Regions from separate parts of the Homo sapiens genome. Here region 1 is linked to region 2. The links are chromatin contacts, found by Hi-C or POLR2A ChIA-PET in ENCODE. All regions are on one chromosome and are shown on one strand. The core of a region is the stretch at or near the end of the contact, and the rest is flanking DNA. Distances in the headings are between cores, read along the strand shown. Region 1 has its middle 24 kb from the start of LPIN2. Region 2 overlaps LPIN2 (lipin 2).

Region 1 (2,700 bases), core at 28-2,527, 78 kb before region 2:
TTAGCCAAGCATGGTGGCGTACGCCTGTAGTCCCAACTATTCAGGAGGCTGAGGCGGGCTGAGGTGGAGGATCGCTTGAGCCTGGGAGGTCAAGACTGCAGAGAGCCATTATCACCCCAGTGCACTCTAGCCTGGGTGACAGAGCGAGATCCTATCTCTCTTTTTTATTTTTTGACACGGAGTCTCGCTCTGTCGCCCAGGCTGGAGTGCGGTGACGCGATCTCGGCTCACTGCAAGCTCCGCCTCCCGGGTTCACGTCATTCTCCTGCGTCAGCCTCCCGAGCATCTGGGACTACAGGCGCCCGCCATGATGCCCGGCTAATTTTTTGTATTTTTAGCAGAGACGGGGTTTCACCCTGTTAGCCAGGATGGTCTCGATCTCCTGACCTCGTGATCCACCCGCCTCGGCCCCCCAAAGTGCTGGGATTACAGGCGTGAGCCCGCGCCCAGCCGAAGAGATCCTATCTCAAAAAATAAATAAATAAACAGGCGGGGCACACTGGCTCACGCCTGTAATCCCAGCACTTCAGGAGGCCGAGGCGGGCGGATCACCTGAGGTCAGGAGTTTGAGACCAGCCTGGCCAACATGGTGAAACCTCGTCTCTACTAAAAATACAAAAATTAGCCGAGTGTGGTGGCGGGTGCCCGTAATTCCAGCTGCTTGGGAGGCTGAGGCAGGAGAATCGCTTGAACTGAGGAGGCAGAGGTTGCAGTGAGGCGGGATCACTCCACTGTACTCCAGCCTGGACGACAGAATGATTCCATCTCAATAAATAAACGAACAAATCCTCTTTGCTATTGTGTAAAAAAATCAATTTCTTTTGTAAGTTACTTGCAAAAAGTCCAAACACGAAATGCTAAACAATATGGTTGTAAGAGACCATAAACATCTTAATCTGTAGTTGGAACTAACATATCTTTACCACCAAAGTCTAATAAAGAGCAACTTCCAAGAAGCAAAATGTTTGCCTCCACTTGATAACTTCTGCTTGGAGTTTTAGCCCTGCAGTGGGCATTTGTCCTTTCGCAGCTGCACAAAATCCAAATTCCTTTATTGTGTTAGAGGGAAGATCCTACTATATGAGTCCTGGGAGGGAAAGCCAAACAGCCCAGGCCTTATTGGTTTCTACCTTGTGCTATGTTTAGCCCCCTTCTAGGTACGCAATATATGTTGGCTGAAGTGAAAATGTAAACAGGAAGGAGAAAGGTTTCACAACGAGGAAAGGCTACACGGTGAGTCAGGGCTTTGTGCTCTGTTCCCAACTAGCTCCACTGTGACTAGCTATCTTTGGTCACAAAACTGGCTCAGTTAGTTGCTATTTTCTGCATCAGCATATTTCAAAAGGAAATGAACCTGCTGACTTAAGTGATGTAAGGAGTAATCAATGAATGAAAATTAACTAGAGATATCCATACAAAATTATATTTGTATTTTATACTAAAAGATAAAATATGCCTAACTCACAAATACTCATTATAAGTTTTTTGTTTGTTTGTTTGTTTGTTTGTTTGTTTTTTAGTTTGCTTTAGTTCAGCTCCTAGGAATTTCTATACCATATGTTATTATAAACATTAATTTACTTTATTCTTCATACAATTATAAAATAAAACAGGCCAGGCGTGGTAGCTCATGCCTGTAATCGCAGCACTTTGGGAGGCCGAGGCGGGCGGATCACGAGGTCAGGAGATCGAGACCATCCTGGCTAACACGGTGAAACCCCGTCCCTACTAAAAATACAAAAAATTAGCCTGGCGTGGTGGCGGGCACCTGTAGTCCCAGCTACTCGGAGGCAGGAGAATGGCATGAACCCGGAAGGCGGAGCTTGCAATGAGCCGAGATCGCACCACTGCACTCTATCTAGCCTGGGCGACAGAGCGAGACTCCGTCTCAAAAAAAAAAAAAAAAAAGAATTGTCACTGCTGTTTATTCACCTGCCTTGCCATTTTATGGCTTTTCCCAATGAAAGGAGACAGAAAAACATTTAATGAGAAGTACACACAGTTTGGGAGACATAGCATCTTTAGCAATCTTTACATATTAAATGCTGCACATGTGGGAGCGATAAGATGTAGATCACTTCCTGTAATACCGTTTCCATGTTCCTGAAAATCTGAACATAAAAGGAATTTTTGAAAGTGAAGCTTAATTCTTTTTGAAATCTGCCTTGAATCTTTTTATAAAACAAAGGAGCCTTCTGACATGTGAGCAATAAGCCACCAATTTATCCTGTTTTACCAGCATAGATTTTAGGCTAGAACTAAAACTTCATTGAGCTTTTAGAGGTTTGGTTAACGAATTAACAAATATTGGCTAGGCATGATGGTGCTCATACCTGTAATCCCAGCATTTAGGGAGGGCAAGGTGGGCAGATCACTTGAGTTCAGGAGTTTGAGACAAGCCTGGGCAACATGGTAAAACCCCATCTCTGCAAAAAATACGACAATTAGCCAGGTGTGGGACTACGTGCCTGTAGTCTCAGCTACTCCACAGGCTGAGGTGGGAGGATCCCTTGATCCCAGGAGGTAGAGGTTGCGGTGAGCCAACATTGCATCACTGTGCTCCAGGTTGGGTGACGGAGTGAGACTGTCTCAAGGAAAAAAAAAAAAAAGAATTTACAAATATTAATTGAGCATCTACTAAGTGTCAGGCACTATGCTATGTGCCCAGGTGCATTGGTGAACAAAACAGATAAGATCCTG
Region 2 (2,726 bases), core at 59-2,558:
CTTTTGAAGTTACTTTGAAAACCACAAAGCTCGACTGCAGAAGTCTCTTCAAGGGAAAGGGAAACTGAAAATTATTATAATAATCTTACATGTTGCAACTCAGAAAAGCAAAACAGAAACTAGATGGGGGAACTTAGACATATTTAGAAAAAGAAAAATTTCCTTTACCTTATATAGTATTTTTAAATACTTAGGCTAATACCTTCATACTAATTGTAAATGGAATAGGTGGGTATAATCAAGAACACACACACACACACACACACACACACACACACACACACACACATTTTTGAGTCGGAGTCTCGCTTTGCTGTCCAGGCTGGAGTACAGCGGTGTGATCTTGGCTCACTGCAACCTCCGCCTCCCAGGTTCAAGCGATTCTCCTGCCTCAGCCTCCCAAGTGCCTGGGATTACAGGCACGTGCAACCATGCCCCCCTAATTTTTTGTATTTTTAGTAGAGACGGGGTTTCACCTTGTTGGCTAGGCTGGTCTCGAACTCCTGACCTCAAGTGATCCACCGGCTTCGGCCTCGGCCTCCCAAAGTTCTGGGATTACAGGTGTAGAGCCACCGCACCTGGCCATATTTTTTTTTTTAAAGGAAATTAATTAATGCCACATTTTGTTTGTTTTGACAAAGCTGTAAAAACTTTTGTAATCTAAATTCTGTTGTTGATACCAGGACTTGTCCCCATATTTGACTGAAATGCTAACCAACAGACCATAGGCTGGTTGACTTTTGTTTGTTTTAGGGAAGATTCATTCAGGAAGAAGATATTTGTGTAGGTTTTTCTTATCCTCTTCAGGTTATGGAGCAGCTGGAAGTTTTGCTAGTATATCTGATGTCAATCAAATTAGAAAACAGAGCTAGTAATAACACTTGGCAGGTACACAGATTTCTCTTTCTATTCTTGCCTCGCAGTATCTACTTAAATAACATAGAAAGGCTTTGTCAACATTTTAAAGCACAACAAAAGAGCCTCACCATTTTCTGGCACAGACCTAAAAGTATGTGGTAGAGGACCACTGGTGTAAGTCGAAAACATTTATTTTCAGCTTTTTGCTATTTTATATAGCTGAGCTTTAAATAGAAATTTCCCTCTATTTAATTAAACTTAAATGTTATTTTGAGAGTGAAAGAAAATGGATTTCACAAAACTAGATATTCTTTTTCTTTTTTTCCTCCAGGAAAAACATCTCATTTCTAGGTATTACAAAATCAGTTTCCACTGGAGAACCACATTTCAGGGTAGCAGGGCTTGTGTGGTCTGGCCTCTGTTCAGAGTCACCCTTTAGAAAGCAAAAGCAGTTGCAGTTTACTTAGGGACTTAGAAACTTTCCATTGCAAAACAGTGTTATTTAGCCATAGTTTAGGTTCTCTGAAATTTTTTCTTTCTTTGTGGTAACACCAATAGTACTTTCAGACTGGACCTGTTCTGGGGGAATTGGCAACAAACTGAAATTTCCCATTAGTTGTGTATGGATCTATTGTAAAACTGCTGATAAGGTATCATCATCATTATTTTTTTTTTTTGCTGAGATTGTTTTTTATCACATTGGATCAGTGTCTGGCCTTTCAAAATGGAACCTGAAGGCAGATGTATTTATAAGCATGTATGCATCTGTAAATGGTGACCAAGTAGATAAAACACCTTTTCCTGCTTGCTGTGTGCCTCTAATTTAGGAAATAATACAATTCCTGTGCAAAAGCTACACAATCGTTGTGTTACTATCTTGTCAAAACGTTGCATTTTTAATAGGAATGTACTCATGAGACACAGGAAAAGAGAATTTTTTTCCTCCTACTCCCTTAGTATCTCAGAAACCCAAAGAATATGTTTGGGAGGAAATTTGGCCATTTGATTTACCAAAACAGCTTTCCTGTGAGAAAACTGAAAAACTGTGAGAGTAAAACTGAAATCATGCCTACTTTGAGATACACTGGCAATTTGCATTAACTATTTGTCTTATTTTAAGTCAGTTTGGGTTAGGGAAAGCTGGCCATTGATGTGAAAGTAAGACCCCAAATTTTCAAATACGGGTGTACCTATGAAGTGAATTTGAAATCATGACCACCTTAAAACCACTGTTTAGAGAGATGTAGTATAATAATTTTCCCACTGCCATTGATACGTAATTGTTTGGTAGAACAGCAGTACTCCCAGTAAATTTAGTAACTTAGGAGTTTACTTTTAGAAGGTAAATGTGTACTTGATATTTTAAAATTTATTGATATCAGAAAAAGCTGATTACTTGATTATTTATAAAAGTTTTTTTTTCTTTTTTCTGTTTTTTTTTTTTGTTGTTTTTTTTTTTTTTTTGAGATGGAGTCTCGCTTTGTCGCCCAAGCTGGAGTGCAGTGGGGCGATCTCTGCTCACTGCAACTTCCGCCTCCCTGATTCAAGCGTTTCTCCTGCCTCAGCCTCCCGAGTAGCTGGGATTATAGGCGCGTGCTACCACGCCTGGCTGCTTTTTGTGTTTTTAGTAGAGATGGGGTTTCTCCATGTTGGCTAGGATTACCTGATCTCAGGTAATCCACCCGCCTTGGCCTCCCAAAGTGCTGGGATTACAGGTGTGAGCCACCACGCCTGGTCAGATTATTTATCAAAGTTAAATAACCCAGTGTATTAAAACTATTTTCATTGCTGATAACAGAAATTTACCCTCTACTAGCTTAGGCAAAAAAGCTTGCTGTCAGAATTCCCTTTTTCTTTCCCCACCTCTG

Evidence for each region. A loop is a pair of places that touch in the nucleus more often than their neighbours do. ChIA-PET counts read pairs that join two places held with the same protein, here RNA polymerase II (POLR2A). Pooled maps may share reads with other maps.
Region 1: a map with no recorded cell type shows a loop between it and region 2 (7-fold over the local background). The contact joins two enhancer-like sites. A Hi-C loop is called at or near these places in 1 of 168 maps with a recorded cell type or tissue (Panc1), 3 of 37 single-sample maps with no recorded cell type and 5 of 50 pooled maps. POLR2A ChIA-PET finds 5 or more read pairs at or near these places in 4 of 52 experiments (IMR-90, PC-9, activated CD4-positive, alpha-beta T cell and 1 more).

Annotation. Positions count from the first base shown.
Region 1 is chr18:3,036,093-3,038,792 of GRCh38, reverse strand. No RefSeq gene overlaps it. Among named protein-coding and RNA genes, the nearest start is that of LPIN2, 24 kb to the right of the region's middle. Within about 2 kb of position 1,277, at least 14 of the 41 ENCODE cell types and tissues checked have a DNase peak (open chromatin) inside an H3K27ac peak, as active enhancers do.
Region 2 is chr18:2,957,738-2,960,463 of GRCh38, reverse strand. All of the region lies in intron 2 of LPIN2 (lipin 2), which reads left to right. Among named protein-coding and RNA genes, the nearest start is that of LPIN2-AS2, 7.9 kb to the left of the region's middle. RefSeq lists enhancers at 47-146, 2,331-2,490. Within about 2 kb of position 1,308, at least 15 of the 41 ENCODE cell types and tissues checked have a DNase peak (open chromatin) inside an H3K27ac peak, as active enhancers do.